Linked DNA regions of Homo sapiens: regions 1 and 2 are each linked to region 3. The links are chromatin loops, found by intact Hi-C in ENCODE. Cell type or tissue: IMR-90. All regions are shown on one strand. Each heading gives the region's core, and the rest is flanking DNA. Links, peaks and the distances in the headings are about the cores only.

Region 1 (11,164 bases), core at 2,980-7,979, 150 kb before region 3:
CCCTATACTTGCTGGAATATTTTCCTTCCAGATCTAAAGGTCTAGGATTGTGTGATTTCTTTGAAATATGAACTGTCCTTAATACATCTGCTGATATGGTTTGGCTGTGTCACCACCGAAATCTCATGTTGAATTGTAGTTCTCATAATCTCCAAGTGTCGTGGGAGGGACCTGGTGGGAGGTAATTGAATCATGGGGGTGCCTACACTCATGCTGTTCTCGTGATAGTGAGTGAGTTCTTACAGGATCTGATGGTTTTATAAGAGGCTTTTCTCTCTTTTACTCAGCACTTCTCTCTCCTGCCACCACATGAAGAAAGACATGTTTGCTTCCCCTTCCGCCATGAGTGTAAGTTTCCTGAGGCCTCCCCAGCCATGTGGAACTGTGAGTCAATTAAACCTTTTTCCTTTATAAATTACCCAGGCTTGGGTATTTCTGCAGAGCAGCATGAGAACAGACTAATATATCTGCCTTCTATGATTGGGTTTTTCCCCCAGCAGAGCCCAACAGTTTATATCACGTGAAGCTAAGAATCTAGGGGAGGGAGAGTTGTACATGTTATGTCTCAATCTTTTCAGACTTCCTAAGTTTTTCTATCTTTTGAGCATTTGCATTTTTCATGTTTGAATCAGAAAAGCCTCCATTTTGGCTGACTCTAGCCCTTCACTCTGGGGAGTAGAATGGGCAGGTAGCCATTAGTACACAGGAAGGGAGGGATTTGTGGTATCTTAAAGCCATTGGATTTTATTTATTTCCAGTTTGCTCAACATTTGTTCCACAGATCTGGAAAGTTTAAAAAGGGGTGGGGATGGAGAGAAAAGGATGAAAATTAACTAGGCCTAGAGAAAAGGATAAACATATTTTCCTTTCAATATCAAACTAAGGCTCAGAGCATTATTATTATTATTATTATTGAAATAATAATAGGCTGGAGTGCAGTGGCATGATCACAGCTCACTGCAGCCTTGAACTCCTGGGCTCAAGCGATCTTCCTGCCTCAGCCTCCTGAGTAGCTCGGACTACAGGCATATACCACCATGTCTGACTTATTTTTCACATTTTTTTCTTTGTTGAAATGGGGTCTTCCTATGTTGCCCAGGCTGGTCTGGAACTTCTGACCTCAAGCAATCCTCCCACCTCAGCCTCCAGAGTAGCTGGGACTACATGTGCATGTCACCAGACCTGGCTAATTTTTTAAATTTTTTGTATAATGAGGTTTTGCCACGTTGCCCAGGCTGGTCTTGAACACCTAGGCTTAAGTGAGCCACCCACCTTGGCCTCCCAAAGTGGTGGGATTACAGGCATGAGCCACTGTACCCCACCCCTCAGAGCATTTAAATCTGAAATGGCTTCTGGGCTTTATTTAATTTTTCTAAAAACTGACCACTGCCGTAACCATCCACATGTCATCTGAAGAGTTGACACTGAGTTCAAGAGTTTGAGGCTACAGTGAGCTATGATCAGCCCACCGCACTCTAGCATGGGCAACAGAGTGAGACCCGATCTCATTTTTTTTTTTTTTAAGGATGAAGATTTGACACTAGTTGGAGAAATGGTTCTACATCTCATTACTAGGATTTTATGAATGTCAGCCCTCTAGCATAAGTAGTAGTTACTTCTTTCAAATTAAAAAAATTTGGATTTTAAAGTAAGATAAGCTCATTACAAAAATAAGAAAATGAAAATGACTCATAATCCCACAACGTAGGGATAATTATAGCTTTGTGGTTTGTTGTTTAGGGACATGGTCACCCAGGCTGGAGCACGGTGGTGCAATCACAGCTCACTGCAGCCTCAAACTTCAAAGGATCCTCACATCTCAGCCTGCTGAGTAGGTAGGACCACAGGCATGTGCCACCATGGCTGGCTAATCATTGTTAATATTTCTATTATTTCTTTCTAGTCATTTTTTTTCTTCACACACACACACACACACACACACACACACAAACACACTTGGGATTTCACTGTATGTTTGTGTATCCTCCTTTCCCCCACTTAAGTTAGACCATGAGCATTTACTCATGTCATTAAATATTCTTCTAAACATGATTTTAAATAATTACATTGCATTTCATAGTATAAATGTTACTGCATAGGATTTCATAGTATGGACAACTTAAGTTTTTTCCACTTTTTCTCTATTTTAAATATTGCCACAATGAATTTCCATGTATTTGTATTTTTTTGTGCATCTCTATTTCCTTTTAGGATAAATCCTTAGAAGGAGAATTACTGGGTGAAAGGATAAGAACATTGTTAAGGCTTTCGAGCATTTTGCCAAGTTGCCCTGTGGGAGAGTTGTACCAATTTGCATTCCTATTAGTGTTTGAGAATGCCTGACTCACTGCATTAACACAGAATATTTTACCATCATATATACATGACACTCTTTTGGATCATTTCAATTCAAATGGCATTTAGTGAGCACCTACTATATGTAGTGTACTGTGCTAGGCATTAGACTCTCTCCTGTTATACAGCATAAGTGCTAGAGGCATAACACATGTACAAAGATGGTTAAAAATGCAAATGAAATATAACAACACATAAATCTCTATGGCCAGGGCTGACATCATTCAGCCTTTAAATGGCTACTCATTGAGTAAAGACACTATGCTAGCTAATTTAAAAATTAATTTAGATCTTGTAAGCACTTAAAAAACCAGAATGCATTAATATGAATCTTGCAAACAATAGAGGTTCCATTGTGATCACTTACACTCTATTTCCTGGTATAAATTAGAGTAGGAATGGAGAGGAATATTACAAATCCACATCTTTAAAAAAATCAACAATCACAACTCATTTGGGTAAAAGGACAATTTCTGCTTTTGTCAGTTCCCTTTAGAAAGTTAACCTGTTGGTTATCAGAGAAGGGGGACACTGAACACACAGAAAACTAACCTTCTTCTGGCAGCTGGGGATAATTTGTCAGTTTCCTTTGAAATGTGGCTTTGTGCTCACTGGTGAAGGCAGCTGGAACAGAAAAAGCATGACAGACAAAAGCTGAAATCCACATGAAGAAAGGTCTTTTTCCCAAAAACTACTGCCTGAGTTAGCAACGGTCAGAACAGAAAGTACATGCGTATCTTCCCAGCAACAAGCATATCTGGTACTAGAGAAGGCCCCCTATGTGACAGGAGGCATTTAGAATGGCTGTAGCCTTGAATAGGGCTGCTGGACAGCATTTGAGCAAACCTTCCCAACCCCATGAAAAATCACACCCTCAAATTAAATCCGTCTAAAACTGTGACTAAAGAAATGAAAGTATTATGTTTTTCAATCAGTCCAAAGCATTTACTATTCTGAAAAAGAAGACCTACTTACTATATAGTGGATGATGGTGCAAGAAGTAGAGGTTTCAGTATATGATTTTCAGTTAAAAAGTAACCAATAGAATAACTAAAAATAATGCTATCAAACTGGAAACAACTGAAATGGTCTGCAACTGGTGAATGGATAAGCTGTGGTACATCCATGCAGTGGAGTACTATTCAGCAATACAAAAGAATGAACAACACATACATGAATCTCAAAATAGTTATACTGAGTGAAAGAAGTCAGTATCAAAGGGTTATATAGTATATGATTCAATTTCTGGGCATTCTGGAAAAGACAAAATTGTAGCAACAAAACAGATCAGTGTAGGGGGTAAAGGGAGAAGCCAATTACAAAGGGCAGCATGAGGGGATTTGGGGGGTAATGGAACTGTTCTATATCATGATTGTGGTGGCAGTTACATGACTTTATGTATTTGCCTAAACTCATAGAGCTGTACACCAAAAAAGTAAATTTTTAAAATAGCATGCTATTTTAAAAAGTGAATTTTTAAAAATCTCATAAAATATTGCTATCAACCATGGGGAGGCAGAAGAAAGAGAGGCAGTTGGGAGTAATGTTAAGTGAGCTAAATCTTCCATTTTTATAACAGGAGTTAATAGATAATGTCCAAAATGGATAAATCAAGAATGGGAACAGAGTAATATTTAGAGATTCAGAAGTAACTATCAGATGAATTGCCAACAGAATCTGTTAAAAAATGGTTGCCTCTGAGGAGTGGGACTGGGGATGGGGAGGAGTGGGGCAGAGAACTGTTGTTTTTTATTATCAGCTCTCTGTATTTTATATATATATATATATATATATATATATATATATATATATATATTTTTTTTTTTTTTTTTTTTTTTTTTTTTTTTTTTCTTTTTTGAGACAGAGTCTTGCTCTGTCACCCAGGCTGGAGTGCAGTGGCATGATCTCCACTCACTGCAAGCTCCACCTCCCAGGTTCACGCCATTCTCCTGCCTCAGCCTCCCGAGTAGCTGGGACTACAGGTGCCCGCCACCACGCCTGGGTATTTTGTATTTTTAGTAGAGATGGGGTTTCACCGTGTTAGCCAGGATGGTCTCGATCCCCTGACCTCGTGATCCACCCGCCTCAGCCTCCCAAAGTGCTGGGATTACAGGTGTGAGCAACCGCACCCAGCTGCCTATTTGATATTTTTAAACCATGCTCATGTATTACTTGATTTAAAAATAAATGTAGTGGAAAATGCACTGGACTGGGAATCCAGAAACCTGATCTCTAACCCTAATTCTGCACTAATTGATCAAATCCCTTCCCCTTTCTGGACCTTGGTTTCTACATCTGTATGATAAAGGGGTTGGACTATACGATGTTTAAGGTCCCTTTCATACCTAAAGAAAATTATAAAATTAGATTACTTACATATCCACAATTCTTTGTTAAATGCCAAGCTATGAAACATGCATTTTTATTTTTAAAGCCGTAAGAGACTAACTCATCAAATTCAACTGTCTCTTTTCAACTGCTGAAGAAACCAAGACACAGATTCACTAAAAGATTCACTTGGAATGACAGTTAATTGGCAACAGAGCTAGGACTAGAGCTCAGGGCTCCTCATGGCTCTTTCTGTTGCACCACACAGCTTCTCCTAGGCCTAATGGAATCAGTCCTGGGCACCAGGGCTGACAAAAATTCCCTTGGACAACACCAGGGGTGTAATTCACATGCTGAAATGGTTTCATTGGCCTGGGAGATGAGTCAGAATTTTGGAAGTGGTCCCTGACATAAGCATGTATGATGCAATACCATAGGCATTCCAAAGTTGATCAAGGCTATGTTAAAATTCCAATTTTAGGATTCCATTCCCTAATAATTGTCCAATAAGCTGCCCTTGGCAGCTACTGCCAGCCTACTGACTTCCCCTTTTGTGTGACAGGAATCCCACTACTCAGAAATATCACCATTCACATTCTGATGTAAAACAATGGGCTCATCCGTTTTTTCTCATCAGCCTTTCATCTCTAGGGCCTCTCAGCTTGTGGCATGATTCACTGAAATACATCAAACATGACAGAAGATGCAAGCATTTGGAAACTTACATCAGCCATCATCAAATTAAAAAGGTATCTTGATATGATTTAGCAATCATCCTTGGAAGAGAGTTGAAACAGACCCCTGACTTTGACCACACCATCTTCCTAGGGAAGACCTTCCATGTTGACCAGTAAGCAAGCTAAAAGTATGTGTTTTGCCAACCATTTCCTCCCCCTTTGCTGGGGCCTGCAGGCTCACTTGCCCCTCATCGCACAAGGTCTGGGGTTTACAGAATAAGGACACCATTATGCAGGGCTATCATTCTTCCTTAGTGGAAACAACACTGCCCTTTGTAAGCTCCCAGCTAACTTCAAAGGGTGTGGCTATCTTTCTGTGCTCCAAGGGAAGCCTCCTCGGGAAACATTGCTCACAGTGCCTTTCCAGTTCTAGAATCTTCTTGAGCTGATAGTCAGAGCAGGCATTTTCAGGCAGCACCCCCACCCCTGCACCCCCCATTGGTGCTTTGTCTACTTTAGAGGCCAGATTGTGTTTTTTAAAACCTACTTGGAAAGCATTTGTTTGCCAACTTTTGTGCTCCCCTCCTATCAGTGCTCCCTCTCCAGCCTGGCTTTCTGCCCAGTTCTGAATCTTGCCTTACCTACTGCCTGGCGTTTACTTCACAACAGCTGGCCCAGGGATCTCAAGTACTTAGTCTCAGCTGCCAGCTTAGGGAAGGAGAGGCCCCTGTAGTTGAGCCTGTGACAAAGACAGCATTTGTTTCCACACCGGTATTTTCAATGTCAACAGCAGTGACAGGCTCCAAAGGGGATCATACCCAGTCACTGCCCACTTGGTGAGAACTCCACAAGCTCAGGGATGTCCATTCATCCAGCTTCAGCTCTCCCCGCAATGCTATGAGATGACTAGAGACCACTAATAAGATTCCCATTTTTATTTGCCCATGGGGAAAGGAGACAAATGGCTGGAGACTGGGGGACTCGTCTAAAGGAATTAATGATCATTTTGTTCACAAGAAGAATCAGGATAGCTGAGTCTGACAAATGTTGGTTTCTGTGATTTATCCATTTGTGTAGCTAAAAAGTGCTATCAGCTGGCTTGCTCATCATTGAGTGACCTGAAGTGATGGATGATGGAGAGGAGGTTGCTGTGAGGGTAGAGGTGGCTCAGTACCCTGCAGGAGCAATGCAAAGAGAGACTGTGCCCAAGACCATCTCCCCGGGGGGGATGGGTGGCATTCCTGCCTTCCTTCCACCAACAAATGTTGACTGTGCCATGCACTGGGATGACAGAGATGACTCAGATGTGCCCTTGTCCTCAATGTGTTCATGGTTGGATGAGGAGAACACCAGTCTTACTCTAGTGACTGAAGGCTAAGACAAAGACTCCAGCCTCAAACTTGAGGAAGGAAGTTCATGTTTCTTCCTGGGTTGGCCAATAGAAAGTGGTATTTGTGGCCGGGCATGGTGGCTCACGCTTGTAATCCCAGCACTTTGGGAAGCCGAGGCGGGTGGATCACGAGGTCAAGAGATCAAGACCATCCTGGCCAATATGGTGAAACCCTGTCTCTACTAGAGATACAAAAAAATTAGCTGGGTGTGGTGGCATGCACCTGTAGTCCCAGCTACTCAGGAGGCTGAGGCAGGAGAATCGCTTGATCCTGGGAGGCGGAGGCTGCAGTGAGCCAAAATCGCACCACTGCACTCCAGCCCGGGTGACAGAGTGAGACTCCATCTCAAAAAAAAAAAAAAGTTGTATTTGTGTAGTTTTTCTAACTGTAGTGATGTGCGTGTGCTGAATTACTCACTTGGATTCTCCTCCTTGAGAGTAGGGTTCATTTTGTCACTAATCTGGCTAGATTGCTTATCATAATGCTTAAAAATATAGCTTTAAACATACAAGTGGCCAATAAACATGTGAAAAAAACACTCAACATCACTAATCAGAGAAACACAAATTAAAACCACAATGAGATACCATCTTACACCAGTCAGAATGGCTATAATTAAAAAGAAAAATAGATGTTGGTGAGGATGTGGAGAAAAGGGAATGCTTATGTACTGTTGGTTAGAATGTAAATTAGCACAACTTAAGGAAAACAGTAGGGATAGTTCTGAAAGAACAAAAAATAGAAATGTCATTTGATCCATTCTCAAAGAACTAAAATTAGAAATATCATTCGATCCAGGAGTCCCACTACTGGGTATCTACCTACAGGGAAATAAATCATTATATGACAAAGATACTTGCACTCATGTTTATCACTGCACTATTCACAATAGCAAAGATAATGGAACCAACCTAAGCGTCCATCAGTGGTGGATTGGATAAAGAAAATATGGTAGCTATACATCATGGAACACTACCCAGCCATAAAAAAGAATGAAATCATGTGTTTTGCAGAAAATTGCCTATTGTGTACAATGTTCACTATTCGAGTGATGAGTACATCAAAAGCCCAAACTCCACCATGGTACAATATATGCATGTAGGAAGTCTGCACTTGTACCCTCTACATCTGTACAAAATATTTTAAAATATAGCTTCAAGATGTAATTAAAGTCACATATCAGCTGATTTTGAGTTAATAAAAAAGACAGATGATCACTTTTGGCCAGAACCACCATCTTCTAGTATTTTGCCAAAATAATGAACACAAAGGGAAAGAGAAGAGGCACCCAATACGTGTTCTCTAGGCCTTTTAGAGAACGTGGGTTCATTCCTTTGGCCACATACCTGTGAATCTACAAGAAAGGTGATATTGTAGACATCAAGGGAATGGGCACTGTTCAGAAAGGAATACCCCACAAATGTTTTCATGGCAAAACTGGAAGAGCCTACATTGTTACCCAGTGTGCTGTTGGCATTATTTTAAAAACACAAGGTTAAGATTCTTGCCAAGAGAATTAATGTGCATATTGAGCATATTAAGCACTTTATTAAGAGCCAAAAAATAGCATCCTGAATTGCATGAAGGAAACTGTTCAGAGAAAAAGGAAGCCAAAGAGAAAGGTACCTGGGTTCAACTGAAGCACCAGCCCGCTCCACCCAGAGAAGCACACTGTGCAAGAACCAGTGGGAAGGAGCCGGAGCTGCTGGAACCTACTCCGCATGAATTCATGGCATAATAGGTATATATGTAAAAAAAAAAAAAAGGCCTCTGGACTGTAACAAAACATAAAAAACATTATCTTGGGTGGGGCTGATGTAATCAAGTGAAAGCTATTAGCCCTCCCTGAAGAGAGACAGCATTTCCTGCTGGACATGAAGAAGCAAACAAGGTTGTGGAGAGAGGGGCAGCCTCCGGGAGGTGAGAGCCTCGGCACTAGAGCAGCAAGGAACTCAATTCTGTCAACAACCTGAACAACCTTGGATGCGGACCCCAAGCTCCAGATCTCCAGATGAGAATGCATCCTAGACAACACCTGGACTGCAGGCTCATGACACACTGAGCAGAGGACCCAGCTAAGCTGTGCCTGGACTGAACCATAAAAATGGAGACAACAAATGTGTATTCCTTCAAGCTGCAAAAGAAAAATACAAATATATATCTCCATATGATTATGTTTTGGTTGTTGAGTTTTTCTTTACAACAATAAAAGTAGTGCTATTTTCTTGTTCCTCAGTAAGTTAAACACAGAATTACCATATGACCCAGCAAGTCTATTCCTAGATACATATCCAATAGAATTGGAAATAGGTGTTCAAACAAAAACTTGTATCCCAAATGTTTAGCAGCACTATTGATAATAGCCAAGAGGTTGAAACAATCCAAATGTTCATCAGCTGATGAACGGACAAGCAAAATGTAGTCTATCAGTACAATGGAATATTATTCAGCCATAAAAAGGAATGAAGTGCTGATACATGCTACAATTTGGATAAACCTTGAGAACATTATGCTAAGTGAAAGCAGCCAGACACAAAAAGACTGCTATATGATCCCAGTTACATGAAATATCCAGAATGTTCACATCCACAGATACAGAAAATAGATCAGTGGTTATGTAGGGCAAGGAGGAGGGAACAACAGGGAGTGAGTACTTAAAGGGGCATAGGATTTCCTTTGGGATGATGAAAATGTTCTGGAAATAGTGGTGGTGGTTGGAGAACACTGTAAATGTGCTTTATTCCATCAAATTGTATCACTCTTCTTTTTCTTTTTTTCTTTTTTCTTTTTTTTTTTTTTTGAGATGGAGTCTTGCTCTGTCGCCAGGCTGGAGTGCAGTGGCGCCATCTCCGCTCACTGCAATCTCCGCCTCCCAGGTTCAAGTGATTCCCCTGCCTCAGCCTCCCGAGTAGCTGGGACTACAGGCACCCGCCACCATGTCCGGCTAATTTTTTATATTTTAGTAGAGACGGGGTTTCACCATGTTGGTCAGGATGGTCTGTACCTCCTGACCTCATGATTCACCCACCTCGGCCTCTTAAAATGCTGGGATTACAGGAGTGAGCCACCGTGCCCGGCCTCTTTTTCTTTTTTTAGAGACAGTGGTCTCACTCTCCCACCCAGGCTGGAGTGCAGTGGTGCAATCATGGCTCACTGTAGCCTTGACCTCCTGGGCTCAAATGATCCTCCTTCCTCAGCCTCTCAAAGTGTTAGGATTATAGGCATGAGCCACCACACCTGGCCTGTGGTGCCATTCTTTCTGCTAGTAATGTCATTGTCATCTCCCACCATGCCCTGGAAAGCGCATGCACACATACAGGGAAGCCATCTCATCCTCCCTCTTCAGGTCATGGGCCCCTCTTATATCTGTTCATAGCTCCTTCACTTCTTCATTAGCACCACATAACAACTGGAAATAACATCACTATTTATAAGATTATTTGTTCAATATCTGCCTTTTCCATTAGATTGTAAGCTACACGAAGGCAGGGATCATGTCTGCCTTGGTCACTGCTTAGAAGAGTGCCTGGCACATAGCAGGTACTCGGTAATTGTTTGCGGATTTTTCTTAAAGAATGAATAAAATATATTTTCTAACGTAATTCTGAGAGCCATCTGAGAAGCATAAACCATTCTTCTCTAACACTTTCAAAATGTAGGCAATCAGTTGAAGTAAATGGCCAGTGTCTTAGTCTGCTCAGGCCACCATAGCAAAAATATATACAACAGACATTGATTTCTCCCAGTTTTGGAAGCTGGAAAGTCCAAGATCAAGGTGTTGTCCAATTCAGTTCCTGGTGAAGGCCCTCTTCCTGCCTCACGTGGCCTTTCCTTGGTGCATCTGGGTGAAGAGAAAGTGAGGGAGTTCCAAGCTCTGGTCTTTTCCTCTTCTATAAAGGGCACAAATCCCAACACGGGGAACCCACCTTCATGACCTCATCTAAATCTAAGTACCTCCCTGAAGCCCCACCTCCAAATGCCATCACATTTCGGGTTAGAGTTTCAGTATGTGAATTTTGAGGAGACAAAGTTCAGTTCATAGTATAAGCATAGCAGCATTAAATAGACATTGTGCATCAGTGGAAGAAATTTTTTTTTTTTTTGAGACAGTCTCGCTCTGTCACCCAGGCTGGAGTGCAATGGCGCAATCTCAGCTCACTGCAACCTCTGCCTCCCAGGTTCAAGCGATCCTCATGCCTCAGCCTCCTGAGTAGCTGGGATTACAGGCGTGCGCCACCACACCCGGATAATTTTTATATTTTTAGTAGAGACGGGGTTTCACCATGTTGGCCAGGCTGGTCTTGAACTCCTGACCTCATGATCTACCTGCCTTGGCCTCCCAAAGTGCTGGGATTACAGGCGTGAGCCACCGCACCTGGCTGGAAGGGATCTTATTTGTGGGCAAGATGTTAG
Region 2 (11,164 bases), core at 3,655-8,654, 230 kb before region 3:
TTATGTATATGCAAGTAGATATGTACATACATATTTCTGCCTTGTAACACAAATAGTAGCATACTATACAACTGCTCTGCTTCTTCCTTTTTTTAGCTAAGAATATTAAAAGAGTGAAAAAGATGTACGCTAACAAAAATCAAAAGAAAACTAGAGTGACATTATAAGAACTGATGATGTAGATTTCAGAGCAATGATTACTGCTAGGAAAAAAGGGTCATTTTACATTGATCAAAGAGGTCAACTCATCAGGAAGACATAATAATCCTAAACACTTATGTACTTAACAGAGCATCAAAATACATGAAGCATAAATGAAAGAACCGTGGGAGAAAGTAGACAAATTAATGACTGTAGTTGAAGATTTCAGTATCCCTCTATGAAAATCAGGGTAGTACAAGTACACAGAAAATTGGTAAAGATATATGACTTGAACAACATTATCAACCAAATTGACCTCATTTACATTTGTGGAATGTTCCAACTAAGAACGTCAGAAAACATACTCTTTTCAAGTGCACATGGAACATTTACCAAGATAGACAATATTTTGGGTCACCGCAAGTCTCAACACATTGAAAGGATTCAGATCATATAAAGTATGCTCCATGACCATGATGGAATTGAATTAGAAACCAATAATGTATCTCTGGAAAATACACAAATATTTGGAAATTAATATGCCTTCTAAAAAATTTATGCATCAAGAAGAAATCAAAAGGGATATTTGAAAGTACTATGAACTGATGGCCAGGCATGGTGGCTCACGCCTGTAATCCCAGCACTTTGGGAGGCCGAGAAAGATGGATGAAGTCAGGAGTTCAAGACCAGCCTGGGCAACATGGCAGAACCCCGTCTCTACTAAAAATACAAAAAATTAGCCGGGCGTGGTGGTGGGCGCCTGTAATCCCAGCTACTCAGGAGGCTGAGGCATGAGAATCGCTTGAAGCTGGGAGGTGGAGGTTGCAGTGAGCCAAGATCACGCCACTGCACTCCAGCCTGGGCAACAAGAGTGAAACTCGGACAAAGAAAGAAAGAAAAGAAAGAGAGAGAGAAGGAAGGAAGGAAGGAAGGAAGGAAGGAAGGAGGGAGGGAGGGAAGGAGGGAAGGAAGGAAGGAAGGAAAGAAGGAAGGAGGGAGGGAGGGAAACAAAAAAGAAAAAGAAAGAGAAAAAGGGAGGAAAGAAAGAAAAGAAAGAAAGAAAAAGAAAGAAAGAAAAGAAAGAAACTAACTCACCATTTAGTAACCATAGTAGTAATAACTGATTTGGGCAAGAGTCATCAATGGGTGAAAGCTTGATGAGGAATAGGATACTTATATACCCCCAAACAAAGCCACAAATTATTAATAACAAAGGGGAAAGTAGTAATTTTACAATGGCAAGACACCACTGTAAACGGATAATGAAAGAACATCAACAATAATGGGAAAAAAATGATGCAATTTACCTCCTGCTATGCTGCTCTGAGAACAAGCATAATTTCTGTGGTAGTCCTCCAAAAATGCATAACCTGAGTCTGTTCGTGGGGAGGCATCAGATAAACCCAAATTGAGGGACATTGTACAAAACAACTGGCCTATATGCATCAAAAATGCCAATGTCACAAAGTCTGGGGAACTCTCCCCAGTTCAGGAGACAATTAAATGTAATGTGTGATCCTGGACTGTGAAAAAAGTAACTATAAAGGATGGTATTGAAACAGTTGTCAAGATTGGAGTATAGTAGTAACAAATCAAGGCTAAATTTTCTTATTGTACTGTCGTGTGTAAAAGAATGTCTTTGTTAGAAAATACACACTGAAATATCCACAGGTGAAGGAGAACAATAGCTCCAATTTACAAATGCTTCTGAAAAAATATATATATACACACACACATACAGAGAGAAGGCAAGTGATAAAGCAAGTGGGGCAAGTTTTTTTAAACTGGTGAATCTGGGTAAAGGATATTCAGGAATTCTTTGTACTATTGTTGCAACATTTCTGTAAGTTTGAAATTTAAAGTTTAAAAAGAAAGAGAGGCCGGACTCAGTGGCTCACGCCTGTAATGCCAGCACTTTGGGAGGCCGAGGCGGGCGGATCACGAGGTCAGGAGATCGAGACCATCCTGGCTAACACGGTGAAACCCCGTCTGTACTAAAAATACAAAAAATTAGCCGGGCGTGGTGGCGGGCGCCTGTAGTCTCAGCTACTCGGGAGGCTGAGGCAGGAGAATGGTGTGAACCCGGGAGGCGGAGCTTGCGGTGAGCCGAGATCGTGTCACTGCACTCCAGCCTGGGCGACAGAGCGAGACTCCATCTCAAAAAAAAAAAAAAAAGGAGAGAGAAGGCATAAACAATATTAAAAATAAAACAGAACATTACTATAGACGTAGTAGAGATTTTAACGATCATGAAGAAAATACTAGAAATAAGTCTTTATGTTTTATTTTATTTTATTTTATTTATTATTATTATTTTTTGAGATGGAGTCTCATTCTGTAGCCCAGGATGGAGTGCAACGGCGCGATCTCTGCTCACTACAACCTCCGCCTCCCAGGCTCAAGCTATTCTCCTGCCTCAGCCTCCCAAGTAGCTGGGATTACAGAAAAGCGCCACCACGCCCAACTAATTTTTGTATTTTTAGTAGAGATGGGGTTTCACCATGTTGGCCAGGCTTATCTTGAACTCCTGACTTCAGGTGATCCACCTGCCTTGGCCTCCCAAAGTGCTGGGATTACAGGCGTAAGACACCGCGCCAAGCCCTTTATCTTTTAGATGTATATACTGAGATACTTATCATAAAATGGTGGGATATCTGGGATTTCCTTGAAGATAATCCAGGGCGCCAGGTATGGTGGCTCACACCTGTAATCCCAGCACTTTGGGAGGCCAAGGCCGGAGGATCACTTCAGCTCAGGAGTTCAAGATCAGCCTGGGCAACATGGGGAAACCCTGTCTCTATTAAAAATACAAAAAGTAGCTAGGTGCGGCGGTAGCACATGCCTGTAGTTCCAGCTACTTGGGAGGCTGAGTTGGGAGGATCACTTAAGCCTAGGAGGTAGAGATCAGCTTCAGCAACATGGCAAAACCCCATCTCTACAAAATATACAAAAATTAGCTGGACTTGGTGGTGCACACCTATAGTCCTAGCTACTTGGGAGGCTGAGGTGGGAGGATTACTTGAGCCCAGGAGGTAGAGGTTTCAGTGAACCGAGATCGTGTGACTGCACTCCATCCTGGATGACAGAGTGAGACCCTGTCTCAAAAAAAAAAACAAAACTGCACTCTTTTATGTATTTTTATACTTTTGAAATGTTCTATAATATTTTTGAAATGTTCTATAATAAGAGAATATTGTGAAGACTTTATAGAAATACATTTGAGAACCTAAATAGAGTAAATTACTAGAATCAAACTAAGGAAAAAATGGAAAATCTGAAAAAAATGCAATAATCATTAAAGAGATTGAATTGTCATTTGAAAGTCTGTCCTCACAAAAGACCTCCTTCCTCTACTGTGGTCAGCATCTTTGGCATACATGAGATAAAATGTATGGTCCAGTCCAGCCTCTAAGCCTGTGCAATTCATTCAGTCATTCAGCAAATATCTATTGAATACTACGTATGGGCCAGGCACTCTTCTGGCTACCGGGGATACATAAGTGAACAACAACAACAACAACAACAACAAAGGAAAAATGTCTCTAATTTTGTGGCACTTAATATACAACAAATAATAATGAATAAGTGATATATAGTATGTTAGGAGGAGAACATTACTATGGAAAAATAGAGGAGGATAAAGGAGACTGAGAGGCAGAAGGATGGGCCAGTTTGTAATTTGAAAGGCAAGGTTGTAGGCAAGGTTCAGATTGGAACACTGAAACACGGATTTCCCACAGAAATGAACAGGTCTCCTTGGAGAGATGGCTAATTCAAGGTCTGGGTCAAGAAGTGTACAGGAAGAGCCTGGAACATTTTGTTGCACCAAAAAGATAAAACAGAACAAAACAAAACTCGGTTAATTAGTTACTGTTGGAAGATGCTAGCAAGCCAGTTCTTTAGTGATTTTTAAAAGACAGATAATTATAAGGAAACTTTTTAATAAACAAGCATTTATACTGTTTTCGACACAGACTACCACTGACTACTCAAATAATACATGAGGGGATATTTCTTTTTATGGAAGTATTCTGGCTAATAAGAAGAATAGAATTAATCACCAGTGGCTGCCAGCACCACAAAAAGAGATACAACTAGATCTTATGTGTTTTACAATTTTTTTATATTTGGGGGGCTGGTCTCTTATATGTCTCTTTTGGAGAAACAGCCCACCACCTGGATTCATCTCCTAGGGCTTCCATAACAAAGTACCATAAAATGAGTGTCTTAAAACAACACATGGCCGGGCACAGTGGCTCATGCCTATAATCCCAGCACTTTGGGAGGCCGAGGCGGGCAGATCACTTGAGGTTAGGAGTTTGAGACCAGCCTGGCCAACAAGGTGAAACCCCGTGTCTACTAAAAATACAAAAATTAGCCAGACATGGTGGCGGGCACCTGTAATCCCAGCTACTCAGGAGGCTGAGGCAGGAGAATCGCTTGAACCTGGGAGGCTGAGGTTGCAGTGAGGTGAGATCTCGCCATTGCACTCCAGCCTTGGCAACAGAGCGAGACTCCATCTCAAAAACAAACAAACAACAACAACAACAAAACACTCACGTTTATTCTCTCAAAGTTCTGGAGGCTAAAACTCTGAAATCAAGGTGTCAATAGAGCTGTGCTCCCTCCAAAGGCTTTAGGGGAGGATCCTTCCTTGCTTCCTCCTAGATTCTGGTGGTTTCTGGCAAGCTTTGATATTCTTTGGCTTATGACTGCATAATTACAACCTCTACCTCCATATTCATGTGGCCATCTTCCCTCTATGGGTGTCTGTGTCCAAATTTCCCTCTTATGGACACCAGTCATATTGGATTAGGCTTCCCCTAATCCAGTATGACCTCATCTTAACTTGATTACATCTACAAAGGCCCTATTTCCAAATAAGGTCACATTCACAGATTCCAGGTAGACATGAAATTTGGGTAACACTATTTAACCCAGTATACCACCTATGAAGTATTCTTTTTATTTTTCTCCTCAGCTTTTATTTTAAGTTCTGGGGTACATGTTTAGGACGTGCAGTTTGTTACATAAGTAAACGTGCCATGGTGGTTTGCTGCACAGATCAACCCATCACCTAGGTATTAAGCCCAGCATCCATTAGCTATTTTTTTCTGATGCTCTCCCACCACCCGCCCCGCCCCCGACAGGCCCCAGTGTGTGTTGTTCCCCTCCCTGTGTCCATGTGTTCTCATTGTTCAGCTCCCACCTATAAGTGAGAACATGCAGTGTTTGGTTTTCTGTTCCTGCATTTGTTTGCTGAGGATAACAGCTTCCAGCTCCATCCATGTCCCTGCAAAGGACATGATCTTCTTCTTCTTTTTTATGGCTGCATAGTATTCTGAAGTATTCTTGACAAAAAGAAAAAATCAACCTGAATCTATTCAAGCCTCTAGAGTCAACTAAAAATTTACAGAAAATACAGGAGACTGAGTAACGTGTTAAATGACATCACAGGGATGCAATTAGCCAACTCCAGACTATGGGAAACTCTACAGGACAAACTACCTGGTATCTTCAACAAATAAATTGCAGGGAATAAAGACATGATGGAGGAACCTAGACTAAAAGAGACTTAAAGATGAACCAGTAGCTATGTTTGGACCTCATTTGGATCCCAATTCAAACAAACTTTAAAATACACACCCATTTATGACACTTATGAGACAATTGGAGATTTGAACACTGACTTGAATATCCATTGATATTAAGGAATTATTTTTGAAAATGCGGAATAATACTAAGGCTATGGTTTTTTTTAGAGAGTCCTTATCTTTTAGAAACATATACTAAATTTGCAGATAAAAATGACTTGATGTTGGGGATTTGTTTCAAAATAATATGGGAGTTGGGGGATGTGGGTGCAGATATGGCTGTGACAAGATGGTTCATGGGCTGATAATTGTTGAAGCTGGGTGATGGGTACATGTGGGAGTTCATGATACTATATTTTTATGTGTTTCAATCTTTCCATAATAAAATTTTTTTTTAGAAAAAAGAAAGAAAGGAAAGAAGGAAAGAAAGAAAAGAAAGAAAGAAAGAAAAAGAAAAGAAAGAAAGAAAGAAAGAAAAAGAAAAAGAAAGAAAGAAAGAAAGAAAGAAAGAAAGAAAGAAAGAAAGAAAGAAAGAAAAAATACGGTATCAGGATAAGCCTAAATAAGAAGGTGACATTTGCTGTGGATCGTTCAGCATGTACAGGGCCCCTGTCACCATCTGGCTTTAAAAATACTAAAAAATAAATCTTGTGTAGGGGCTGTGAGAGATTAAAGACGGCCACAAATTCTTTTTTTAACCCAATTCTCCCATACCATTTATTTTAAAATTTATGCATTTTTATTAATTAATTTATTTATGTATTTAGTTTTAGAGACAGGGTCTCGCTATGTTGCCCAGACTGGCCTTGAACTACTGGGCTCAAGTGATCCTGCCTCAGCCTTCTGAGTAGCTGTAACTACAGGTGCCCACCACTGTGACTAGCCTCTGCCACAAATGCTTTTCTAATTCTCCCCTTACCTAAAGCTAATTCCCCTCCCTTTGAATTTGGCCTGGCCTTAGAGACTGGCTTGACCAATAGATGGCAGCAGAAGTGAAGTTCCAGGGCTTCTGAGGCTAAGTCATAAGAAGCCTTCTAGCTTCTGTTTGGCTCTCTTGGAATATCTCTGGATGTCCTGGGCTACCATATGAGAAGTCGGCTTACCCCAAGTCAGTCATTCTGGAGTCCATTCTCCAGTAAACAGTCCCAGCTGACTCAGTCTTCAACTCAACCCCACCAAGCCTCCAGACTTGGGATGAGAGGACTTCACTAGCACTTCCCAGACTGGCCCATCCGCTGTGTGAAAAGAACAGTCACCCAGCTGAACCCTGCCTGAATTCCTAACCCATAACATCAGGAGATACAATTCAATGGTGGATGCTCTAAGCTACTAGGTTTTGAGGTAGATTTTTTGTTTTGTTTTGTTTTGTTTTTCAGAGTCTCGATCTTGTCACCCATGCTGGAGTGCAGTGGCGTGATCTGGGCTCACTGCAACCTCCACCTCCTAGGTTCAAGCAATTCTCCTACCTCAGCCTCCTGAGTAGCTGGGATTACAGGTGTGCGCCACCACGCCCAGCTAATTTTTGTATTTTTAGTACAGACAGGGTTTCACCATGTTGGCCAGGCTGGTCTCGAACTCCTGACCTCATGATCCACCCGCCTCAGCCTCCCAAAGTGCTGGGATTATAGGCATGAGCCACTGCGCCAGGCTGGTTTTGAGGTAGTTTTTAAGGCAGCAATAGGTGGCCAGAACATAGGTTTATAATATGTGACAAACTATGTTTTGTAAGCAAAGGAATAATAAACACAAAAGCCAGGATAGTGTTTCTTGGGGGAGGTAGGTGCAGGTGGTAGAGGCAGGGGCAATGAGATGTGGAAGAACACAGGTTGAACTAAAGGTATTTCCTAAGAGCCTACTTTGGAGGTTGGGTGTTGTGGTAGATTTTTTTTCTCACTGTTGCCTAGGCTGGAGTGCAGTGGGACAATCACAGCTCACTGCAGCCTTGACCTCCCAGACTCAAGCAATCCTCCCATCTCAGCCTCCTGAGTGGCTGGGACCACAGGCAGGCACCATCGTGCCTGGCTACTTTTTTTCTTTTTGTATTCTTTTGTAGAGACGGGGTTTTGCTATACTGCCCAGGCTGGTCTTCAACTCCTAGGCTCAAGTGATCCTCCTGCCTTGGCCTCCCAAAGAGCTGAAATTACAGGCATGAACTACCACACCCAGCTGGTTTTTATTTTTTTATTTTCATTTTTAGAGACAGGGTCTCACTCTGTCACCCAGGCTGGAGTGCAGTGGCACAATCACAATTCACTGTAGCCTCCAACTCCTGGGCTCAAGTGATCCCCTAGCCTCAGTCTCCCTTGCAGCTGGGACTACACTCATGAGCCACCAGGCTTGGCCGAAATTTCTACTTCTGTAACAAGGAGAGCAGGCAGTGAAGTGCTATTCAGCAATGTTTTAATTAGAAAGGAAATGGGCAGGGCAGAGATACAGATAAATTGCTGTTTTACCATCTTGCCCAACACGGTTGTAATCAAGCCTACACAAGTATAAAGGTCATTAGCCAGTAATTGACTGGCCTATTTCTTCCATCTACAAGAGACTAATTTTAAATATAAAGACGCAGAAAGATTAAAAGGATGAGCTTTTTATGCTGATAGCACTCTCGCAAACCTGGTGAACATTCCTAAAAGTCACCAGACTTTCTGTAAGAAGTTTAGGAATCACCAATACCACAAAGTGACACAGTACAAGAAGGGCAAGCATTCTCTTTATGCCTGGGGAAAGTGGCGTTATGACAGGAAGTAGAGTGGCTATGGTGGGCAGACTAAGTTGATTTTCCGGAAAAAGGCTGAAAGTACTAAGATTATACCGAGACATGAGAGCATTGAGCCCAATTGCTTTTCTCAGAGAATGCAAACATTTTGAACTGGAAGGAGATAAGAAGAGAAAGGGCAAAGTGATCCAGTTCTAGCGTGATCTTTTTTATTGTGAAGAAAATACAATCTTGAGGTTATGTTCACTTCATTTGGTTACAGCTGCCATTTAAAAAACATATATATATATATATACAGAGTCTCACTCTGTCGCCCAGGCTGGAGTGCAGGGGTGCAATCTTGGTTCACTGCAACCTCCACCTCCTGGGTTCAAGTGATTCTCCTGCCTCAGCCTCCTGAGTAGCTGGGATTACAGGCATGTGCTACCACACCTAGCTAATTTTTGTATTTTTTGTAGAGATGGGGTTTCTCCATGTTGCCCAGAATGGTCTCAAACTCCTGGCCTCAAGTGATCCGCCCTCGGCCTCCCAAAGTGCAAGGATTACAAATTTGAGCCACCATGCCCAGCCTACAGTTGGCCTTTGGGGAGGGAATAAGCTAGAGCCATCATTAAAATTCCCTTTGTGGAGAAATTTATGCTTCGTGAAAAAAAGAAAGTAAAAGGATGGAAAAAATGTGCAACAAGTGTAAGAAAGCTTCATGGTTATATTAATATAAGACAAAGTAACTTCAAGACAAAGAGAATTACCCAAAGAAAGACGGCCATTAGATAATATAAAATAAACGATTCACTAGGGACATGACAATCCTAAATATGTATGCACCTAACAACAGAGCAAAACAGTTCATGAGTAAAAACTGACAGCATTATATAGAGAAATAGACATATCCACAATCGTAGTCAGATATTTTAACACCAGTCTCTCAGCAACTGATAGAACAAATAGACAAAAAATATCGGCTGGCTCACGCCTGTAATCCCAGCACTTTGGGAGACCAAGGCGGGCGAATCATGAGGTCAGGAATTCAAGACCAGCCTGGCCAACATGGTGAAACCCTGCCTGTACTAAAAATACAAAAAAATTAGCTGGGCGTAGTGGCCGGCGCCTGTAATCCCACCTACTCAGGAGGCTGAGGCAGGAGAATCGCTTGAACCCGGGAGGTGGAGGTTGCAGTGAGCCAAGATCAACCCACTGCACTCCAGCCCAGGCGACAGAGTGAGACTCTATCTCAAAATAAATAAATAAATAAATAAATCTATAAGGATATAATGGAGATCTGAAATTTACTGTCAACCAACTGCATCTAATTACAGAGCAGTATACCTAACAACAGCAGAATAGACACATTCCTTTCAAGGGCACATAGAATGGTCACCAAGATAGAGCATATTCAGGGAGATACGGTAAGTCTTAAAAATTTTTTTCATCAACTTTTATTTTAAGTTCCAGGGTACATATGCAGGATGTGCAGGCTGGTTACAGAGGTCAACATGTGCCATGGTGATTTGCTGCACAGATCTTCCCATCACCTAGGTATTAAGCCCCGCATTAGCTGTTCTTCCTGATGCGCGCCCTTCCCAGCCCCCCCGACAGGCCCCAGTGTGTGTTGTTCCCCTCCCTGGGTCAATGTGTTCTCATTGTTCAACTCCCACTCATAAGTGAAAACATGCCATGTTTGGTTTTTTGTTCCTGCATTAGTTTGCTGAGGATAATGGCTTTGAAATCTAAAGTATGCTCTCTGATCACGGTGAAATTAAATCATAAATCAACAAAATAGAAAAAAATTCCCACATTGTAGTAAGTCAACTAATACTTCCATGCAACTCATGGATCAAAGGAGAAATTAAATGATAAATTAGATTTACAAATAAATAAAATGCTGTACTTATGTTGCTATTTCCTGATTTTACATTTTATTTTTTTATTTATTTTTAATTTTTAATTTTTTTTTTTGAGACAGGGTCTCACTCTGTCACCTAGGCTGGAGTACAGTGGCATGATCTTGCCTCAGTGGAACCTCTGTCTCCTGGGTTCAAGCAATTCTCCTACCTCAGCCTCCTAAGTGGCTGGGATTACAGGTGGGCATCACCATGCCTGGCTCATCTTTGTATTTTTAGTAGAGACAGGGTTTCACCATGTTGGCCAGGCTGGTCTCAAACTCCTGACCTCAGGTGATCTGCCTGCCTTGGCCTCCCAAAGTGCTGGGATTACAAGTGTGAGCCACCACACCTGGCCTGATGTTACATTTTAAATATTACCAATTGACTGGCAAATATTGAAGATGAGGATTTAACTGTCATATAGGCACACACACATTTATCCTCTTTCCATCCTCCCAACAAAGTTTTAGCAAGTTTTGCTTAATTTACATTTGGTGTTTTCATTAAAATGACTAAATAAACATTGTTCTCTGCTGAGTGAGGTACTGTACTATGATAACATATCCTCTGTTGTACATTGTTTTGCTTTTCTTGTCTCCGCCCACCGCTTCCCTCTCTGTCTCACTCTCTTTCCAAATACCAATGAAGGCAATGTAAGGATATAATCATGAAGAGGGCCTTCACCACGAACTATGCTTTGCTCTGATCTTGGCCCTCTAGCATCCAGAACTGTGAAAAATAAGTTGTTTAAGCCATTATGTCTACGGCATTCTATTATACCAGCCCCAAACCACTGACACGGTGTCTTAAATCTTTATGTGTTTGAG
Region 3 (11,164 bases), core at 3,582-8,581:
ATTTAGAGTTTAAGGCCAAGGTGATCCGGTCAGTTAGTGACAAAATTGGCCTTAGATACGCTAATGCCAGGTTCTCTCTGTGCTATCACATGTCTCTTTTGTTTTTAAAGATACAGGTTCAGCTGCATGCAGTGGCTCACGCCTGTAATCCCAGCATTTTGGGAGGCCGAGGTGGGCGGATCACTTGAGGTCAGGAGTTGGAGACCAGCCCGGCCAACATGGTGAAACCCTGTCTCTACTAAAAACACAAAAATTAGCCGGGCATGGTGGCAGGCGCCTGTAATCTCGGCTACTCAGGAGGCTGAGACAGGAGAATCACTTGAACCCGGGAGGCGGAGGTTGCAGTGGGCCAAGATCACGCCACTGTACTCCAGCCTGGGCGACAAGAGAGAGACTCCATCTCAAAAAAAAAAAAAAAAAAGTACTGGTTCTAGTCACCTTCTGGGCCTTACCATGTAAGTTTACATCTAATTGTTCTCGAATTGCTTTAGAAGCTTCAGATCTGTAAACCCAACTAGAGTACAAATCTTTGAGGGCCAGATTCATATCTGATACCGCTACTGAATCGCCTGTCTTCTCCCCACATCACCAATGGTAAGGGATCTTGGAAGATATTTAACAAATGCCTGGATGAACAAATTGAAATTCTAAAATTTCTGAGTGACTCCTTATCTCTTAGAGGCATGCCAAATTCTACTTTCAGCAGTTTTATTCTCATCTTTGAAAACTTAATTTGGTCGTAGCTACTGGTGTTACTCAGGCAGCTTGAATTACTCTGGTATCAGGGTTTAAATGGGGGGAACGTCTTGATATTTTACAGCAGATGGATGAAATGACTGGCAAGACAATTACCTAGGTCTGATATTGGCAGGTTGAGGCTCTAACATCTGTTTTATTTCTCTTTAAATCCCTAGCTGGAACTATAGAGACTGGAGAAGTCGTATTGTCCCTTACTGGCCACTGGAACATATTGAACAAGACACATTTTGCTTACTTTAAATTTTAATGTTAGAAGAAGAGTTCTAATCAGGGTTACTCACTGTCATGGGTTTTTGACACGAATCAGCCTTTTCTAAGAGTGTTAGGCTGCAATGAAAACAAGAATCAGGCTGGGCATGGTGGCTCACACCTGTAATCCCAGTGCTTTGGGAGGCCAAGGCAGGAGGCTCACTTGAGCCCAGGAGTTCGAGACCAGCCTAGGCAACATGATGAAACCCTGTCTCTACAAAAAATACAACAATTAGGCGGGCTTGGTGGTGCCTGCCTGTAGTCCTAGCTACTTGGGAGGCTGAAGCATGAGGATTGTTGAGCATGGAAGATAGAGGTTGCAGTGAGCCAAGATCGTGCCACTGCACTCCAGCCTGGGCAACAGTGTGAGACTCTGACTCAAAACAAAACAAAACAAACAAACAACAACAACAAACAGGCACGGTGACGTTTGCCTGTAGTCCCAGCTACTCGGGAGGCTAAAGTGGGAGGATCCCTTGAACCTGGGAGGTTGAGGCTGCAGTGAGACATGTTCAGGCCACCGTACTCCAACCTGGGTGACAGAAGAAAACAAGAACCAAATGCCTACACAGAAATATCCACAGGACTGACGAGGTAGCCAAAGAGTGCACTTGTTTCTGAAGTCAAAAATTTGAGCTTGTTGAGATATTTCTATCAAAAAATCAAGATTTTAAATTGCTGCCTAATACCTGGATTTTAAAGAAAACTCTGTTCAGTTCATAATTAATTCTTTTCGTGTTATTAACATATAGAAAAATACTAGCTGATCAGTTTCCATTTCTATCTGCTCATTCCTTTAATTTTTCTCCTTTCCCACAAATAGAAGCTGTATTGCAATAAGCATATCTTGCCCCTGGCCTCCATTCCAAGAACATCTGGAAAGAGTGTTAGTTAAATAGCAATGGGCTTACACAGTGCTATAATTTTTCTAGCTATAAGGAAGCCCCCACCATCTCCACTCCTATCACCAGAGAGGCGTGGGTGAGCTACCCGAAAGCTCTTTTGCTTGGAGAACAAGCAATGGAATCTTGCAGATAACCCTAACCAAACACCACCCAGGCAGAAGGGCCCTAACCTGCCTAGTGAGATTCCTCTAAATACATTTTATACTATCAAGGCTTAAATTCATCAGAAAAAAAAACCAATGGAATTTATCAGAAGATGTTTAAGAGAGAGTAACAGAGCTGCTGGGATATACTCAAACATAACTTTCTAAGCCTAAATTGCATAATATCCTTTTTCCAGATCCTTTTAGTTTGTTTCTTATTCCAGAAAGAACCTTATATGGAATTGCACGCATTTGGCTCAGTACAAATTTGGCCCATGTTGAGCCTCTTAGACTTGGCCCACCACAAACTCATGCTGTCAACCACAGTTTGGTTCCCATCACTGCCCAGTTGTTCCTGATATACCGTATGCTGTGAATATCCCAATCTTTCTCCTCGGGTCCCCAAATCTTCTTCCTCTCAACTCTCCCATTTTTAGTAGATGAGCTTGACAATTCGGTTGCTGAAAACATTTACGCTATGGGTCTGAACTCCCCTAGCTATTGGAGATGTGAGAGCATCTCTCATCAGATGAAGATTTTTCCTAAATACTAAGTTACTGCCTCCTACTCTGCTCTAGAATTCATCTCTTCCCATTTTCTTACTCCCACATTTATTTTCTCCTTATAGACCTCTGCTGTCCTAGATAGTAACCTCTTGCCACGTGTAGCTATTTAAATGTAAATGAATTATGACCGGACGCAGTGGCTCAAGCCTGTAATCCCAGCACTTTGGGAGGCCGAGGCAGGTGGATCACCTGAGGTCAGCAGTTCAAGACCAGCCTGGTTAACATGGTGAAACCCTGTCTCTAATAAAAATACAAAAAAAAAAATATATATATATATATATATATTTATATATATATTTATATATATATATTTTTATATATATATATTTATAAATATATATATATATATTTATATATATATTTATATATATATATTTTTATATATATATATTTATAAATATATATATATATATTTATATATATATATAGCCTGGTGTGGGGGCGCCACCTGTAGTCCCAGCTACTCAGGAGGTTGAGGCAGGAGAATCGCTTGAACCCAGGAGGCAGAGGTTACAGTGAGCCAAGATCATGCCACCGCACTGCAGCCTGGGCAACACAGCAAGGCTCTGTCAAAAAAAAAAAAAAAGGAAAAGAAAAATGTAAATGAATTATAATGAAATAAAGCTAAAAATGAAGTTTCTTGATTGTGCTAGCCACATTTCAAGTACTCAACAGCCACGTGGTGCTGGCGGCTCCTGAATGGGACGGTGCAAATGTATGTAATTCCCATCATCGTGGAAAGTTCTAGTGGACAGCACTGCTCACCAGGGACCTCTGATTTATTTCCTATCCCATTGGCTCTTCAATCTCATGCAGACAACTGCATCACCATCAACAACAACAACAACATCAACAACTGCTCTACAAGTGACCCTCCTACCCTTCCAGCTACCAGTCTCTAGAATGCTGCCAAACTTTTAGAATGAATGCTGCATTCCTTTCTTGCTCCTCTGCAATCTGACTTCCGACCTTCTCGACAGAAATAAAGCCACTAAAGACTTTTGGGGCATCTTCTACCATTTTGTTTTCATTCATCACCCTCCTAAAAATGTCTCCTCTCTATCCTGTTCCTCCCATCTCTTGTCTCTGGCACACTACCAATGCTGAAGAAGTGTTGGTTAAATAAGACAATAAGCTTCCCTCCTTGATCATTCACTCCTCCAGGATCTTTCATCCTACATCTCCCTTCTGTTGCAAAAGCCCGGTCCTCTGCTCTTCTTTTGTCAACCCTTCTCTCATTAGCTCATCTTCTCTCACTTGCCTTTAACTATCTGCTCTGTATAAAAATGGGTCTCAGTTTCACAACTCAAGCTGTCAATTTCTCACTTCCATGACTAGCATTACTGGAGAACACCAAGAATAAATGTTTGTATTATTAATGGCTGCTCCCAGTGATGCAAGGAAACCTGCTTTCCAACCCAGTTAATTCCTATGTCCCTTGCAAAACTGTCAGGGCCAACTCTGTAGAAGTTATCAGTGCTTTCCTGTGAGGCTACATTGTGAGGAGATTTCTGGGCTTGTGAAGAGTTAGGGACTCAAGGGGGCAGAAACAAAGGCTGCAAGATGAAAGACATGGGATGGCTCTGGCTAAAGGAACTTTGTCCATATAACAATTCTGCTACAGTCTTTTCTCAGGACTAGTTTCAAAGTCTCAGGATGATATAGAAGTTCGTTTTTCTTTTCATTTCTTCTTTGTTTGTTTTTTTTTAGAGAGGGAAGTGGGTTAGTAACCTCCACATTGCCTCTTCATTGAGAACTACATAATAGCTATAGATTAAAATGAAAAACCCGTCACTTTCAGAAGGGCAATATCATGCAATAAGCCTGCAGCAAATTATACCTTGGTGTTACATGAAGGAAGTTGACAGGACAACACTTTCTTCCCCTTCTCAAAATGAATGTAGAAAGTACACTCTAACCTTTACCAGCATATGATGTCTATAACTAACATGAAGGAAAGTCAAAACTTTTTTTTCTCCCCTTGGCTTTTTTTTTCTTTCAACAGACACATTGCTCTGCTGATAAGAAAGCTAAGAAAGTGGGTAGGTAGAAATATACAGCTCATTCAATTAAATGAAAATTAATGTAATGCAGACAACACAGTGCAGGCTGCTTGATTTTGTTACATTTAACTTAAAGACTACCAGGCCCTGACAAACATCCTTGAAATGTAAATTCAACATTCAAAACCCACAAGTCACACTAAGAGCACTGGGAAACAGGAGAAATACACACTGGACAGATGCAGGCAGTCCCAAAGCTCGGTGATCTTTTACAGCTAGAAGGTCAAGGCAGTTATTTCACAGTGATTTGTATGAAAAGAAAAATAAATTGAAAAGAGGGCATTCATGTATATATGAGATAATTGACATAGCAAAAATAACTCCCAAAGTGAGCATTTACTAGGCAATTTAGGTTAAAATGGTATAAAAGGCAGATTGTTTGGGCCAGCACATCCGCCTTTCTTGCACTTAAAGATAATTTGTAGATGAAGAAACTGCTCTCTTTAAAAAAAGAAAGAAAAAGAAAATCCTCCTCCACAAAGCCTCCTTTCCCACAGCCTTCTACCAAACAGATTATGTTGCTAGGTAAACATAAGCTACCAACAATTTCTGTACCAATATATATAGCAAATTATACTTCAGAGGAAGCCTGCAAGCTTATGAAACAGATGGCAGATTTGTGTCGTGGCCCGAGAAACAATTGTGTTTTGGTAAAATGAGCCACTGCAAGTCTCCCTGACATTTTCCTAGCCTAATCGACATTGACTTTTCATGTCACGAAGTTGCATGAAAGAGCGGGATCATGTAGAAAAGCAGATAAGCATCAGAAGCAATGGCAAAGATGATGCCCTTTTAGAGCTGGAATCATCAGTTTTAAACTTTGAGTTTAAATATACGATAACAGCAAAAAGTAAACCAACACAGCTCCTAATGTATCGCTCAGACCTGCCATCTGGGCTGGAGTCAAATTTAATAAGCCCAACGACATCAACTCTACTTCTCCAGCACTATAACTAATCTTAGGCTGTTTAAACAATCAGGGGCGGGAACGAGATGGTATAATCTTCTGTGAACTGGATGTAACTGGAGAATATATCCATGCTTATTTAGATTTTATAAAAAGAAATTTCGGAGACTTGAGGTCCTTACAGCTCACATTTCTCATCCAAACTAAACTGTTATTTGTTTAATAAGCAACTGGTTCACAACTGGACTTCAACTGTCCCACCACATCCTGGAACAAAGTGTTGAATCACACTCAGATCCACACTGACATCTGCAGGTAATTGAAACAGGACTTCTGTGAATTGATTTCTCGACTCGGGAGTCTCAAACCATTCTCCAGAGTAGTGTGCTAAACCATAAAACTTAAATACCCCGGATGACACAAAATATTTCTTTAAAAAATACTATCAATGTTTAAGTGCTTCCATAGACTAAAATATTGCATATAGCATCTGAGTTCCATCACATAGAAAACCCCACAAACACACAGCTGTCTCTGCCTGGCGTAATTATGGTGATTTTTATTTTCACTTTAAACTTTTTTCTATTTTTCATTACTTTTCATATATTATCCAATGAGCATATGGTACTTTTACAATACGTTATGGCAAGGTTGCTACCTAAATTTTAACCTCAAACTTTCTGTTGTCCCTATCAATTTATATTCACATTAATCAAAGCTTCAACAAAATCCAGCAGAATATTGTTTTATTGTAATAACTGCTGCTATGCAGCACACTTATTTATATAGGCTATCAAAACTCCTAAACATTCACAAGATAGGGAGTAGATTCAAGCTGCTTTAGGCTAATACATGAGATTTTTCTATAGTGCCTTTCCACTGAGCAAAATTTTAAAGTAACATTTATTGGATCGATCTATAATTATAGTATTAGAAAAAAATGGAATCTGCTACCAAGAGACTCCTTTTACAATGACTGTCTAGGGGGAAGCCTATTTTTCTGGGCTTGTAAAAATCAAGTAACTCGCTCAACTTCTGAGGTAAAAGTCAACATAGATGGAAGGCTTTATTCTATGTGTTGAAAATTAGATGTAATAGAAAAATCCATCAAGGATTTCTAGTGGTAGGAGAAAAAGGGGCAATTTCTTAAGGGCTCATTAACAAATTTAATCAACAGGCACTCATAAACAAGCTGTCTTCCAATTTACAAATGTGCTACATTTCGAACATTTATTGTTCTTTTTTTTTTTTTTTTTTTTTGGTGCCTACAATGCATTTTCTTGAAGAGACAAGATTACGCTGGTTAGAGTTCCAATTTGATTCACAAAAGTAAAGCTAAAATACTGTAGGTTTGCAATGAAACGGTAGGAAGCAGTTTTAGCAATAAGATAAATGTTGGAATGACTTTAACAATAAATTATTTTTCAGTTTTCTTATTTTGGTGCATAAGAAAATAATTATAGAAACATAAGAAAGCAGGCCATTTTAAAGCACTTCAGATGCTAACATCCAATTTATCATGTAAATTTGCAACTTTTCTTATTTTTGATCTAGGCACACATTTTATGAGCATAGGCCATGCTGAAGGTTTTACTTTAGCTAGCATGTGGAAATTAGATGGAAATTAGGGAGAAAAAATAGGAGAGAGAGTTTGCCATGGAAAGTGGGCAAGAACTGAAAGAGAAGCGGGGAGAGAGAACTACAGAAAACATAGATTTAGATTCAATTCCTTGCCTCCACGTTACTCATTCATTCATCCAACTATTAAGTGGTAGCTCTTATTGGTGAGTATAAGTACTCTGTAGTTTGTTTGTTCATTGATTTGACAAATGTTAATTGAGCATTTACTTTGTGCGTGGAGCTGGGGATACCAGTGTGAATAAGATAGTCTTGGTCACTATTCTTATACATTTGGTAACTAGTATGGAAGACAGACATTAAACAATCACTGTAATTACAAGTCAGATAAGTGCCATAAAAGGTGAAGCCCAGGGATATCAAGGAGTGCCTAAATGGGAGAACTTAACCTAACCTGGCATTGCTCCTCCTCTCCAAATGATCCAGATGGTCAAGTTGACTGTGTATTTTAAATATATTTGCATCTCTTACTATGTGTGAAGTTGAGTATCTTTTCATATATTTAAGGATCATTTGTATACTTTCTTCTGTGAACTGTGTATTCATGTTTTTGCCCATTTTCCTCCTGAGACTTTTTAGCCTTTTTTCTTTAGATTTAAAAAGTTCTTTATATGTTTGGGATATTGGACCTTTATTTATGTATACATTATAAGTATTTTCTCAGTTTCATCATCTTTCTTTTCTTTTTCCTTTTCTTTCTTTTTTTTTTTTTTTTTTTTTTTTGAGATGGATTCTTGCTCTGTCACCAGGCTGGAGTGCTCTTGGCTCACTGCAACCTCTGGCTCCCGGGTTCAAGTGATTCTTCTATCTCAGCCTCCCAAGTAGCTGGGACTACAGGTGCCCACCACCACGCCCGGCTAATTTTTTGTATTTTTAGTAGAGACGGGGTTTCACCGTGTTAGCCAGGATGGTCTCTATCTCCTGTCCTCGAGATCCGCCCGCCTTGGCCTCCCAAAGTGTTGGGATTACAGGCATGAGCCACCACGCCCGGCCTTCATCATCTTTCTTTTGACTTTGCCTATCTGATTTTTGCCATGCAAAAAAAGGTTTTTACTTTGATTTTTATGTACTTGAAAATACTCATCATTTTATGGCATTTGGATTTGGAGTCATATTTTAAAAGGCTTTCCCCACACCCAGATTATAAAGAAATTAATCGACGTTTTCTTCTAGTGCCTATATGTTTTTTTTTTTAATATTTGGACCACCTGGTACCTATATGGTTTTATTTTTTATTTTTTAAATATTTTATATAATAAGCTCCATTTGGAGCTTATTCTAGGGTACAATGTGAAGTATGGGACCAAATTACCTTTTTGTCCAAATGGCTATCCAGTTGTGCCAATAGAATTTATTTAAAAAGTCCATCTTTGCCCCAGTAATAAACTGTTTATTAAATATTACATTTTCGGCCGGGCGCGGTGGCTCACGCCTGTAATCCCAGCACTTTGGGAGGCCGAGACAGGCGGATCACGAGGTCAGGGTATCGAGACCATCCTGGCTAACACAGTGAAACCCCGTCTCTACTAAAAATACAAAAAATTGGCCAGGCGTGGTGGCGGGTGCCTGTAGTCCCAGCTACTCAGGAGGCTGAGGCAGGAGAATGGCGTGAACCCGGGAGGCGGAGGTTGCATTGAGCCGAGATTACGCCACTGCACTCCAGCCTGGGGGAAAGAGCAAGACTCCGTCTCAAAAAAAAAAAAAAGATTACATTTTCATATATACTTGGGTCTATTTCTGGACTTTCTGCTTTGTTTTGTTGATCTGTCTATTCAGGCACGAGTCCAATAATGGTAACAGGTTATACAGATTAATTTTAAAAAAGAATTTGAAGTGACATGAAAAACAAAAGGGGTCAGCTTCCTTTACAGACGAATGGATAGCTAATAAATGTGGAAGGAACAACAGAATTGGGAAAACGTACCTTTGCAGCCACTGTGTTAAAAACTGATTCAGATAGGGATTATAATGAATGCTAAAACTATCAGATGAAAATTATTGGGGAACAGAATATTTACATGGTCATACTTTAAAGATATTAATTGAATATTAATTACAAAGGAGGAGAATGTGCCTTTACATGGAGAAATCTGGATTACACTACTTTGGTCAAGTGATCCAACTTGGCAATAGGACAAATTGACATTGTATACACCTCCTGACGTGAGGCAATGGAAACCACCTATGTGGTATCTTTGCCAAAAGTGTTTAACCTGAATATATTCATGAGGGAACAATGTGACAAATCCAAATTTTAGGCCATGATACAAGATAACTGGCCTAGAGTCTTCAAAATGAATATTTCATGAAAGATGAAAAAAGTGGGAAACTTTTATATGAAAGACTACTAGAGATATGACAAGTACATGAATTTGTATGACCTTTGATCCTGAATTTGGGATCCTTGATTGAAACAAACAAAAAAAAGCTCTAAATGACATTATTGGGGCAATCGGGAAATTTGAATATGGGCTATGAATAAAATAATATTCTGTCAATCTTAAATTTCTTGGGTGTGCTAACAAAATTGTGATTATGTAGGTAAACACCCTTGTTTTTAGGCAATACAGGCTGAAAAAGTGTCTTGATATCTCCAACTTAATGTCAAATGGTTCATAAAATATGTATATATATATATGTATGTTCTATGTAGTGTTATATATATGTATACACACAGAGAGAGAACAAATGTGGCAAAATGTAAACAAGTGTTTAATCTTCATGAAGGGTATATGGGTTTTTATTGTACTATTCTTTCAACTTTTCTGTAGGCTTGACTTCTTTTAAAATAAAAAGTTGCAGCATACAAAATCAATGTACAAAAATCATTAGCATTTCTATATGATGGCCAATAATGATCTAGACATGAAAGAAAAGAAGGCAATCCCATTTACAATAGTTACAAAAATAAAATATGTAGGAATAACTTCAAACAAGGAGGTGAAAGATCTCTATAAGGAAAACTACAAACACTGATAAAAGAAATTGAAGATGACATAGACAAATGGAAAAAAAAAACCCATGCTCATGGGTTGGAAAAATTAATCTAGTTAAAATGACCACATTGCCCAAAGCTATCTATAGATTCGATGCAATCCTTATCAAAATACCAACATAATTCTTCACAAAATTAGAAAAAACAATCCTAAAATTCATACAGAACAAAAAAAGAGTCCAAGTAACCAAAACAATCCTGAGCAAAAAGAAAGCTGGAAGCATCACATTACCTGACTTCAAAATATATTGCAAGGCTATAGTAACCAAAACAGCATGGTAATGGTATAAAAACAGACACATATACCAATGGAACAGCATAGAGAACTCAGAAATAAAGCCACATACACAGCCAACTGATTTTTGACAAAGCCAGCAAGAACTTTCCCTGGGGAAAGGACACTTTCTTCAACAAATAGTGCTGGGAAAAATGAATAGCCACATGCAGAATGAAATTGGACCCCTATCTCTTACCATATACAAAAATCGACTCAAAATGGATTAAACATAAGACTTGAAACTATAAAAACACTACAAGAAAACCTATGGAAAACTCTCCTGGACATTGATCTAGACAAAGAATTTATGACTAAGACCTCAAAAGCACAGGCAACAAAAACAAAAATAGGCAAATCAAGCTAAAAATCTTCTGCACAGTAAAGGAAACAATCAATAGAGTTAAGAAACAACCTGTTGAATATGAGAAAATATTTGTAAACTATTCATCTAATGGGGACTTAATATCCAGAATATACCAAGAACTCAAATAATAGGAAAACAACAAATATTCCCACTAAAAAATGGGAAAAGGACATGAATAGACATTTCTTAAAAGAAAACATACAAACAGCCAACAGGTATATGAAAAAATACTCTACATCGCTAATCATCAGATAAATGCAGATCAAAACCACAATGAGATATCATCTTACCCCAGTCA

What was found. Hi-C counts contacts between places; a loop is a spot of excess contacts. Peaks named below come from ENCODE experiments on the same cell type or tissue, not always from the same donor. Only the 100,000 strongest peaks of a DNase experiment are listed, where the experiment ranks them.
Region 1: a loop joins it to region 3, with 2.3 times the contacts of the local background. A loop is called at or near these places in 4 of 110 quality-filtered maps.
Region 2: it touches region 3 in a loop (9-fold over the local background); 56 of 110 quality-filtered maps call a loop at or near these places.

The regions. Positions count from the first base shown.
Region 1 is chrX:134,599,144-134,610,307 of GRCh38, forward strand. PLAC1 (placenta enriched 1) reads right to left here. Exons shown (of 3, transcript NM_021796.4): 2 at 2,908-2,979. It also overlaps the pseudogene RPL21P133. Among named protein-coding and RNA genes, the nearest start is that of PLAC1, 54 kb to the right of the region's middle. RefSeq lists an enhancer at 4,813-6,012. In IMR-90, for the core only: a CTCF peak has its summit at 5,018; DNase peaks (open chromatin) are centred at 5,048 and 5,368; H3K27ac peaks cover 1,458 bases.
Region 2 is chrX:134,514,349-134,525,512 of GRCh38, forward strand. It overlaps the pseudogene RPL36AP54. Among named protein-coding and RNA genes, the nearest start is that of MIR450B, 20 kb to the right of the region's middle. In IMR-90, for the core only: a CTCF peak has its summit at 6,720 (motif pointing right); a DNase peak (open chromatin) is centred at 6,793; H3K27ac peaks cover 174 bases.
Region 3 is chrX:134,747,928-134,759,091 of GRCh38, forward strand. It overlaps a transcript of PLAC1 not described here. Among named protein-coding and RNA genes, the nearest start is that of PABIR2, 44 kb to the right of the region's middle. In IMR-90, for the core only: a CTCF peak has its summit at 5,895 (motif pointing left); DNase peaks (open chromatin) are centred at 4,834 and 5,864; H3K27ac peaks cover 664 bases.